Regions from separate parts of the Mus musculus genome. Here region 1 is linked to region 2. Evidence: chromatin loops called from intact Hi-C (ENCODE). Cell type or tissue: heart. All regions are shown on one strand. Links, peaks and the distances in the headings refer to the core of each region. The heading gives the core; the rest is flanking DNA.

The links. Hi-C counts contacts between places; a loop is a spot of excess contacts. Peaks named below come from ENCODE experiments on the same cell type or tissue, not always from the same donor. Only the 100,000 strongest peaks of a DNase experiment are listed, where the experiment ranks them.
Region 1: a loop joins it to region 2, with 4 times the contacts of the local background. A loop is called at or near these places in 2 of 42 quality-filtered maps.

The regions. Positions count from the first base shown.
Region 1 is chr7:86,382,982-86,388,378 of GRCm38, reverse strand. Olfr304 (olfactory receptor 304) reads left to right here and starts at 1,721. Exons shown (of 1, transcript NM_001011828.1): 1 at 1,721-2,722. The coding sequence starts at 1,721. The coding sequence ends at 2,722. In heart, for the core only: a CTCF peak has its summit at 2,398 (motif pointing right); no DNase peak of the experiment used is centred there.
Region 2 is chr7:86,442,173-86,447,569 of GRCm38, reverse strand. It overlaps the pseudogene Olfr300-ps1. Among named protein-coding and RNA genes, the nearest start is that of Olfr299, 21 kb to the left of the region's middle. In heart, for the core only: no CTCF peak of the experiment used is centred there; no DNase peak of the experiment used is centred there.

The sequences.
Region 1 (5,397 bases), core at 97-5,096, 59 kb after region 2:
AATAAATGAAAACATCCAGGAGCCAATCAAAGGGTACCAAATACATGATAGAAAGTGGCAATTGACAATCTTTTGAAAATACTAAAGGTACTTTGGTCTTCCGGCCTGAAGTAAATTATGAATGTAAGGTGGAGGCCCTTTGAATGGTAAATATGGCTATGCAAAATTTATCAGTGCTCTGACCCAAGATTAGGATAAAGGAAATAAAAGAGTGAAGGGAATGAGATTAGGGTTTTACTCTGCAGTTTATTGCCCACTAGACAATTGCAGCTACATATAAATAGAAATTGAATTAGGAAAAGCAGAATATAGGTATTTTATGATTTTCTTTTTTTTTTCCATTTTTTATTAGGTATTTAACTCATTTACATTTCCAATGCTATACCAAAAGTCCCCCATATCCACCCACCCCCACTCCCCTGCCCACCCACTCCCCCTTTTTGGCCCTGGTATTCCCCTGTACTGGGGCATATAAAGTTTGCAAGTCCAATGGGCCTCTCTTTCCAGTGATGACCGACTAGGCCATCTTTTGATATATATGCAGCTAGAGTCAAGAGCTCCGGGGTACTGGTTAGCTCATAATGTTGTTCCACCTATAGGGTTGCAGATCCCTTTAGCTCCTTGGCTACTTTCTCTAGCTCCTCCATTGGGAGCCCTATGATCCATCCATTAGCTGACTGTGAGCATCCACTTTTGTGTTTGCTGGGCCCCGGCATAGTCTCACAAGAGACAGCTACATCTGCGTCCTTTCAATAAAATCTTGCTAGTGTATGCAATGGTGTCAGCGTAGAGGAGAAAGTGGGGAAAAGCCTTGAAGATATGGGCACAGGGGAAAAATTCCTGAACAGAACAGCAATGGCTTGTGCTGTAAGATCGAGAATCGACAAATGGGACCTAATGAAACTCCAAAGTTTCTGCAAGGCAAAAGACACCGTCAATAAGACAAAAAGACCACCAACAGATTGGGAAAGGATCTTTACCTATCCTAAATCAGATAGGGGACTAATATCCAACATATATAAAGAACTCAAGAAGGTGGACTTCAGAAAATCAAATAACCCCATTAAAAAATGGGGCTCAGAACTGAACAAAGAATTCTCACCTGAGGAATACCGAATGGCAGAGAAGCACTTGAAAAAATGTTCAACATCCTTAATCATCAGGGAAATGCAAATCAAAACAACCCTGAGATTCCACCTCACACCAGTCAGAATGGCTAAGATCAAAAATTCAGGTGACAGCAGATGCTGGCGTGGATGTGGAGAAAGAGGAACACTCCTCCATTGTTGGTGGGAGTGCAGGCTTGTACAACCACTCTGGAAATCAGTCTGGCGGTTCCTCAGAAAACTGGACATAGTACTACCGGAGGATCCAGCAATACCTCTCCTGGGCATATATCCAGAAGATGCCCCAACTGGTAAGAAGGACACATGCTCCACTATGTTCATAGCAGCCTTATTTTATGATTTTCTAATAATTTGTAACAATACATAGCACAATAAATTGTCATAAATGATAAATTGGTACAACTAATGTATCAAAAAAAGTAACACCTTGCAGAAAGAAGTAAGGGCTTTAACAATGTAGAAGTACCTATGTAGTTTCCTGGGCTCATTCCCAGAGAGCATTTATGCACATCAGTGTAACTACTTAGAACTATATCAGTTTTTTTTTCTTTTTTTCAATTCTCCCACCTGACAGACCATGGGAAAAAACGAGAATGCCCAATGACACTAGAGTAACAGGGTTCATCCTTATGGGATTCTCAGCTGCTCCTGAACTACAGACTGTATGTGGGCTGTTCTTTCTGGTAATGTACCTAGCAGTCATAATGAGTAACCTGCTCATCATCACGGTCATCACTCTGGATCTGAAACTCCAAACACCCATGTACTTTTTCCTAAAGAATTTGTCCCTGTTGGATGTCTTCCTTGTGTCCATCCCAATCCCAAAGTTCATCATCAATAACCTAACTCACAACAATTACATTTCGATTCTGGGTTGTGCCTTTCAGATACTTTTAATGACTTCGTTCTCAGCAGGTGAGATATTTGTACTGACTGCAATGTCTTATGACCGCTATGTTGCCATTTGCTCTCCTCTGTGTTATGAGGCAATCATGAGTAGTGGTAACTGTGTGCTGATGGTGGGTGTTTCCTGGGCTACTGGAATTCTGTTTGGAGCTTTATACACAGCTGGCACATTTTCCATGCCTTTCTGTGGCTCCATGGTGATCCCACAGTTTTTCTGTGATGTTCCCTCGTTACTAAGGATTTCCTGCTCTGGATCACTCATGATCATTTATATAAGTCTTGGGATCGGTATGTGTCTATGCATGTCTTGCTTTTACTGTGTTATGATATCCTACTTTTACATTATCTCCACTGTGCTGAAGATTCCTACCACTAGAGGTCAGTCCAAAGCATTTGCCACCTGCATCCCCCACCTCACTGTTTTCAGTGTTTTTATTGCCACTGCTTGCTTTGTCTATCTGAAGCCTCCCTCAGATATACCGTCTATTACAGACAGACTGTTTTCTGTGCTGTATACTGTGCTGCCTCCAGCACTTAATCCTGTGATCTACAGCCTGAGGAACAGTGATGTCAAGTGTTCTCTGAGGAGGTTGCAGCAAAATCTCTGTCCCAGGGATTCATACTACTTAACAGTTCAGCGTTTCTGTCAGTGTTATAGTGCCTCACAAGTTACAAGCAAGTGTTTTTAATTTTTGAATTTCAAAAGACAACAGAATCTGCACTGCTATGATAAAGCTGTTCTCTTTGGGAACATATAACTTTCTAAAAGGATTGATCATTTTCTTTTTAGGTTAAGGTTCACTATCTGGATATTGATAACACATTTTCTCATGCATTTAGAAATAAATGCAAAACAAAATTAACAACAGCACAATTAAATATGAGAAGAGAACAATCTAGGTAAATTCATGTTAGGATTTCTATGCTACTCTTTTTAGTAATTAGAAAGAATAGGCAAGAAGCTACCACATACTTGGCCCAATCCTTAAAGCTATATCCAATGCTTAAGGCAAAACAAACCAGGAGGAAGTTCATATGATACAAATTATAAAAGATAAATAGTAGCCACACAGGTTGAGTGTATTATTAGAAATACTCTGGAGACCGACATGTGAATGAAGGCAGGTCATAAGTCTAAGGGATGAGTTGAAACAATCTTATAAATGTGAGAGAGTTTAAAGACAAGAACCCCTTCCCATATTATAAAATTTTTAAACTACTCCTGGGGAGAGGAGACTCTCTGACTATCATACCACCCTGGAAAGGGGTCCTCTGTTTGGTGAATCTATCTGGACTTTGTTCATTGAACAATAATCTATTGGCTACTGTGGGCTGTCACTAATACTGGGCATGGAAATTTTTGGTTGCTGTGAATGTCTTTGTGTCCTCTCTGCTCCTGTAAGGAAATAATCTTTTAAATATATTGGTTTATCAAGTTGGACTTAGGTGGAATTACCTTAGTCTTTCTTTGGTTCTTTATATGATGTGAATAGTACTGTTTCTCCACAGGAAAAATTTAAGATAACCATTAGTTATGCTTGTCCTTCATCCTGTCTGGAGAGCAAGAGAGTATTATCTTTTAATACGTTAGTGTGTATGTACTCCTTGGTGTATACAAAGAATATATGGAACCTACTGAAATTGCAGACTAAATCACTTTTCATTTAAAGATTTGTTTTGAGTTGAATTTACTATTAATTTCAAACAAATAAGATATTCTTTGCTATCTATGAATTCTTCTTCATGATAATTATTTGTATTTTATTTTTAATTAGTTTCCATTTATATAAAAATACAATGTTTCCATGAGCCTTTCATAAGACATAGTCACTGTCAATTATATTAACAATGTTTTACACTCACTTTGACTAATGCTTACTAGATCATAGTCATGGATTGAAGCAATGTGCATTTACTTTATATCCTATCTCATCCTAGACATACATATTGAGACAAATCATTTCTCTCTATCCTCAAGTCAGAAAACAGAACAGTTGTACTTACCACTCTGAGATACACTGTACTAAAACCACTGCCAATAGTAAATCCCCTGAGACATCTGCAGTTCCCTTAAACCTTCATCTAGCCAGCAGTATATTAATTTACACTAATGAAAATTAATGATAATAAACACAACTTATATAAAAATGATCCAACTCTGCTTGACACTACTTCAAAGTCTAGATGCACATAATTTTGACTTATTGAACACGAATATAAAAATCTCAAGAAATAAGTTACAACAAAGAAAAGAGAAAAGCTATAAATCCTAGATACTCCCATTAACATTAGCTGACCCATAAACAAAACCATGCCCCCTGGTCTAACATGGTCTCCACAAGGTATCGCTCTCTCTGCTGTTTGATGTTCAAGACACACCTGTTTTTATTTTATAAATAAACTTTTGTGTACTGGTCTTTTGTGTCTCTTTATCATTTAGCTCATTGGTAAGGACAAGAATATAGAATGAAAGTCATTTGACTTTCCTTGCCAACCTCCCCCAAAATATCTGTGATCTTGACTAAAAGACACTAATTTTCCTCATTTACTGAGAACACCCTGCACTAAATCATAAGAAAAATATTGATCCTAGATCTAGTTAAGATGATTTCTTCTTATTTTTATTTTTGTCCTACCACTTGTTACATACTATGGTCTTCTTTCTCAGCATTTAGTCTCAAATATTTACTGGAAGCACAAGTCAAAGGAACTAGAAACCACTTACCTTATTCATCTCCTAGTGATGAAAGACAATGTGATGGATAGGACATTCAAGAAACTTCAAGAATAGAACACAAAACAAATGAGATTGCAAAGCATTTTAATTCCCCTATACCACAATCTACATATAACAAAAGAGTATACCTGTAGAATATGTTCAATAAGTCAATAACTCATAAATAGTTATGTGGGTTTTAGGCTTATGAGTATTGTGCCTTTGACATTATTCCAGAAATAATAAAAGTTTCTAAAGTAAATTGAGATATTTAGACAAAGAAATCTAAGAGAAATGCCAAAATTTAGGAATTACACTGTATGTAATAAAAGACAAGAGGACAGTAAGCCAGAAAATGATACCAAGTAACAATGGGATATTGATGATAGGGACATGGTTGCTCTCAAAAGGCTCAAAGAATATAATACAAGCACAAAAGCTTTGGATCTGCCCCAGGAAACACTCCATGTTAGAAGGGAAAGTAAAGATGTATTTTAACATTTATTTTAAGTTTTTAAGAATTTTGTATGATATTACTGTATTTATATCCTTTCTTCCCAATTCCATTCCTTCCATGTCTTTTTCTCACTTCCTTTCAAATATTGATTATTGATTCCTTTCAAATTTGTTATTGTTATACATGCACAC
Region 2 (5,397 bases), core at 233-5,232:
TCAAATGCAGACACTCACAAATAGTGGATGGAGCTTGGGAACTCTTATGGAAGAACAGAAGGAAGGGTTGCAGTCCCCAGGGGAAAGGAACTTCACAGGAAAACCAACAGAGTCAACTATCCAGCACCCTTTGCACTCTCAGAGTCTGAACTAACAACTAAAAAGTATACACAGAGTAGACCTAGACCCCCTGCAAATATATAGCAGACATGCATCTTGATGTTCTTGTGGGTCCAGAACAAGTAGAGCAGGAGCTATCTGGAAAGCTGTTTTATCAGTCTGTGGGATATGTTCTTAAAACTGACCTGCTTTGCCTGGGCTCAGTGGGAGAGGAAGCATCTAGCTCTGAAGAGACTTGGTGTGCCAGCATGGAGCATATATATGTGGGGGAGGGGGGCGACACTCAGAGGAGAAGGGGGATATGGGGGAAGTATTGTGAGAAAGGGTATCTGGGAGGGAGCCAGTGAGCAGAATGTAAAGTGAATAAGTAAAATTGAAAGAAAAAAATGAAATGAAAGTTAAAAAAAATTGACAATAGTACATAGTACACTGGCTATAAATGTGATGTCATTATCACAGAGAATTATGTCTCAGCCGGGAGTATAATGTAAATATTATCACTTACTACAAATATGACTGAAAGTAATTAATTTTTCACTTTTCCTCTCAAACCAATTTTGTTGTCTGAGGAATCTAATATCAAAATTATGGAGTTCATTTTAGTAACTACAAGAACTGAAATTACCTTTATAAATACTGAGTACATTTGATACTAGCTGTCGTTACTGTTAGTTTTATAGCTCTGAACCACTTTGAATCAGCCATTAAACATAAAAAATTGTGAGTTTTAATATGCCTAGAGATTATTGCATTTTAATTACAGGTAACAAGTCTCCTCTTCTAGCCATACACAAGAATATGCAATTTGAGTTCAGTGCCTTTATTCTCTCATATATTGCTTTTGCAAACCATAGACAGAAATCTTATTTTTTGTCAACAGTCATATCATCTATGCTGCAAGCAGCCACAACTATTATATAGGCGAGTTATTCCCAGGGAAATATCTCTTTCTTTGTGATACTAAGAAACGCAGATCCTTCTAAGGCTTAGAGCAAAGTGAAGAGACAGACTTCTATTGCAATTGTCACAGTGTGAGCTGAGCAGCGGCTCTGATAAAAGTAGCCTAAGGGTACTTTAGAGAATCCAAATGTAGTTGGTAAGATATTATTGGGAGTATTTACTTATCTATCTATCTATCTATCTATCTATCTATCTATCTATCTATCTACCTATCTATCTTTCTATCATCTACAGAGAGTGAGAAAGAGAGAGAAACAAAATAAATGTATTTTTATAATTATGTGTAATATTTATACGTATCATTTTAGACAGAAAGGTGGATAATTTTAATTTTATAACTGCATAATATATTCCTGAAATTTCAAGTTCATTTAAGCAATGAAATGAAGATGAATGGCAATGGTGAATAGTCCCATATAGTGACCCATTTACTGATATTATAAGATAATTATCAGAAACCTAATATAGCATTTCCAGGTCTATCTCTGTCATTTTAATATAAACAAGTGTAACTTTATTATGGAACATACCTGTGACAGTACACAAGACTGCTCTATCCAGAGGCCTAAAAGCTGCCCTGACCACCAAAGGCTTGGACCACTTCTGGTACATTATCTGGTGAGTTATGACATATTCACCCTTCTAATAAACCTCACCACTCTGCATTACCAAGCATAAGTTATTTATTCTTAAGAAAAATTAGATTTTTTATGAAATGTGCAAAACATACATGATCAACTAATAATTTATTAACATTTGTTATCTTAGAATTGTATCAAAAAAGGAACCTATGCACTTCTGAAGAATTGTGTTTTTTCTGTCAAATATAATCATTCTCTTAAATTTTTTCTATCATTTCTTTTCTTGTCAAAATACAACACACCTGAATGTATTCATTACATGTCTTAAATACATCTCTGTCATCTATCTATCATTCTACCTATCTATATATATGGATATATATCCATTAACATCATAATTTTGTATTTTGCAGTGCTTAATTTTCCTATTTGTTTTTGATTTATACTGTAGTTCATACGATTTCTTTGTGACACCACACTTAATTGAGTAAATGTTTCATTTATTCAGAATTGAAAAAAGAAAGAAATCACAGTGAGTTGAACAAGGAGAGACAAAAGAAAGTATTAGTATTTTGAATTATTATCATCTCCTTAAGTAAAAAGAAATCAGATTGCCCACATCTTCCTACCTATCCAACTTCATACATGCTCTTTCTCACTAAATAAAAATGAGTTTTAAAACCAAGAATTAAAACAAACAAAAAGATGAATAAGATAAAAATGTCAAATTTTGTTAGCATGCAAAGGACCTGCACAGGTTCAAGGCAAAGAAATCCCAGAACTGAAAAGGGGAAATAGATTAAAAAGTCCCAACTCTAACCAAGGAGCTATGTGCTATTGATACCTCCTGAGACAGGGAAAGGAACACGCTCCAGTAGAATATCACAGAATATATCAACCACACTCCAGAGAAGTTCCCAGGTCCAGGAGAAGTTGACCAACATAGACTCCAAGATTTTTTTGTTTGTTTGTTTTGATTTTTTTTTATTATCCTCCTCATTTAAGGCATCTCTAGGAGGCAGGGGCATATTACTAAGTACTTATTAAAACAAAACAAAACAAAACTGGAACTCTCTTACTAGTGTTAAGTATTAACAGCATACCGGAAAGCTTTAGAAACAATAGAAAAGCAAATCACACACAAAATGAGTAGATGCCAAAAAAAAAAAAAAATCAACTTGGTATTGAAATAAATAAAGTAAAAACAAAAAAAATGACAAAAAATATCAATGCTTAGCTATGGTCTTATTGCTTTGAAGAGGCACCATAACAATTTAATTGGCTGGATTACAATTCAGAGCATAAGTACATTATCCTTATGGTGAGAAGCATGATGTCACATAGACAGACATGGCTCTTGAGAGGTAGGTGAGGGTAGTACAACTGGATCCACAGGCAGCAGAAAGTGACAGTGACAAAATGCCCAGGATTGAGCTTCTTACACCTCAAAGCCCATATGATAGCTTGCAACTCCTCCAGTAAAGGAACTCATACTCCAAAAATGAATAGTGCCCGAATGAAGGCTATAGGCTCCATTTTCTTCTAACTACCACAGCATATGAATCTTATTTTTATTGTTGTTATTGTTTTTGGTGTGTGTGTGTGTGTGTGTGTGTGTGTGTGTGCCTTTTCCTGGGGTCTTTTTCATTTGTTTGTTTTATGCTATTCTGATGTGCTAGTTTTTGTTATATCTCCTTATAATTCATTTGATTTCATTTTATTTACCATTAGAAGTCTGTTTGTTTTAGATTGAGGGATAAAAATGGGATGGATCTGAATGAAAGGACAAATGAAGGAGGACAAGGAGAAGTAGAGAGTGGGGCAACTATAATCAGGAAATATGTGAAAAATTCTAATCAATAAAGGGAAGAAATGTTGTGATATATGTGTTTGTGTGTGTACACTTATGTGCGTTTGTGTATTAGTATATAATTTTCTGTTATTTTATCAGTTCTTTTCATCTAAAGTACTATGAAAAATAGTTGTTCCTTTTATATTCAAATATTGGAAAAACTTGTGACATAACTTTCCTCACAGCCTCCTTTATCTGTTTGTTTCTGAGACTATAGATGATAGGGTTTAAGAATGGTGGAACCATGGTATAAAATACAGAAACAATCATTTCCTGAACTACTTCAAAGGTTATTACTGGAGGTCGTAGATACACATAGGCAGCAGAACTAACAAAGACAGACACCACAATAATGTGAGGGACACAGGTAGAAAAGGCTTTCCCTCTCTCTCTTTTGATGGGAATCTTCAATACAGTTGATAATATGCGAATATAAGATATGGCAATAAAGACAAAGCAACTACCACTGACTCCAATGTCAGTCGGAAGTATCAAGAGGTTGTTGTTGAAGGTGTCAGAGCAAGAAAGTCTCAGCAAAGCAGGAAGATCACAGAAGAACTGAGGGATCACATTAGAGTGGCAGAAGGACAGCTGGAAAGTTTTGAAAGTGTGCACACTTGCAATGACAAGTGAGCTAAGTAGGGAAGCCAGTGTCATCTGAACACAGAACTGGTGGTTCATGATCACAGGATAGAGGAGAGGTTTGAAATGGCCACATAACGATCCTGGGCCATGAAAAAGAAAGAGTCTCTACAAGTGCACAAAATAAGAACGAAAAGATCTGTGCTGCACACCCAGCCACAGAAATATTCCTGTGGTCAGTGAGAGAGTTAATACAGGCACTGGGGACAGTGATGGAAATGTAGCACATGTCTAAGATGGACAGATTCCTGAGGAAGAAGTACATGGGTGTTTTCAGGGTCTGGTCAACTGTAGTAACAATGATGATGGTAATGTTCCCTAACAGGCTACACAGATACACCAGCAGAAACAGCACACTGAGTAGTACCCTGAGCTCCCAAGTTTAGCAAAAACTTCCAGGAAGAACTCAGTCACTATGGAAGTGTTGGCCATTGTCTGAAAGTGCATGTTTTCTGAAAAAAAGAATAATTTAAAATAATTAATAGTTTACTAGCATTTATATTAAAATTCTTTTTTCTAAAATGTGGCTTTATGTATAACATATAAAACATGTTTCCTTGGCATGCATATTCCTTTTAAACATGCTTAACTTGTAATACACATAGCAGTGCCTGTTTGTCTAATTGTATGGTATGGTAATAATCACATATAATTAGTTTCCATAATCATAACTGTATCATAAGCCTATTATCATAGGAACTATTAAGTTGATCAATATGTGGTGTTTTCCTTCTCCAGATAAATTATATGTATCAATTGGGAATCCCAAAGAAATTTAACTTGTGAAAAGTATTTTTAAAACTATGGTTATACATTTATAATAAATATTTATTTGTGTATGATATACGGTCATGTTCTATGATTTTTTTCATATATACATACATATGTATATCTGTAATGAGTGATGAGGAAAAAAATAGAGTGACAGTGAGAGACATGGTCATAATGGGAATGGTTGGGAAAGAGAGAAACATGGACATGGAAGAATGTGGCATTGAAAAAAAAATCTTAGTAAATTTTTATAACACCTGAAAACTTCATAAGAAGTCATTTTCCTGAAAGTCAGGCACAGTTTAACCTAACATTAAAATGGTGGCACCATTTTCTTTTCATTGAGAAGCAACAACTTTTCTGAAAATCACCAATACCTTAGATATCTTAATCTCAAATCCTTAAAACCAACTTTTTGATTTATAAACAGTACACTGGAATATATTTCGAGTAACTGGCATCTTGAACAAA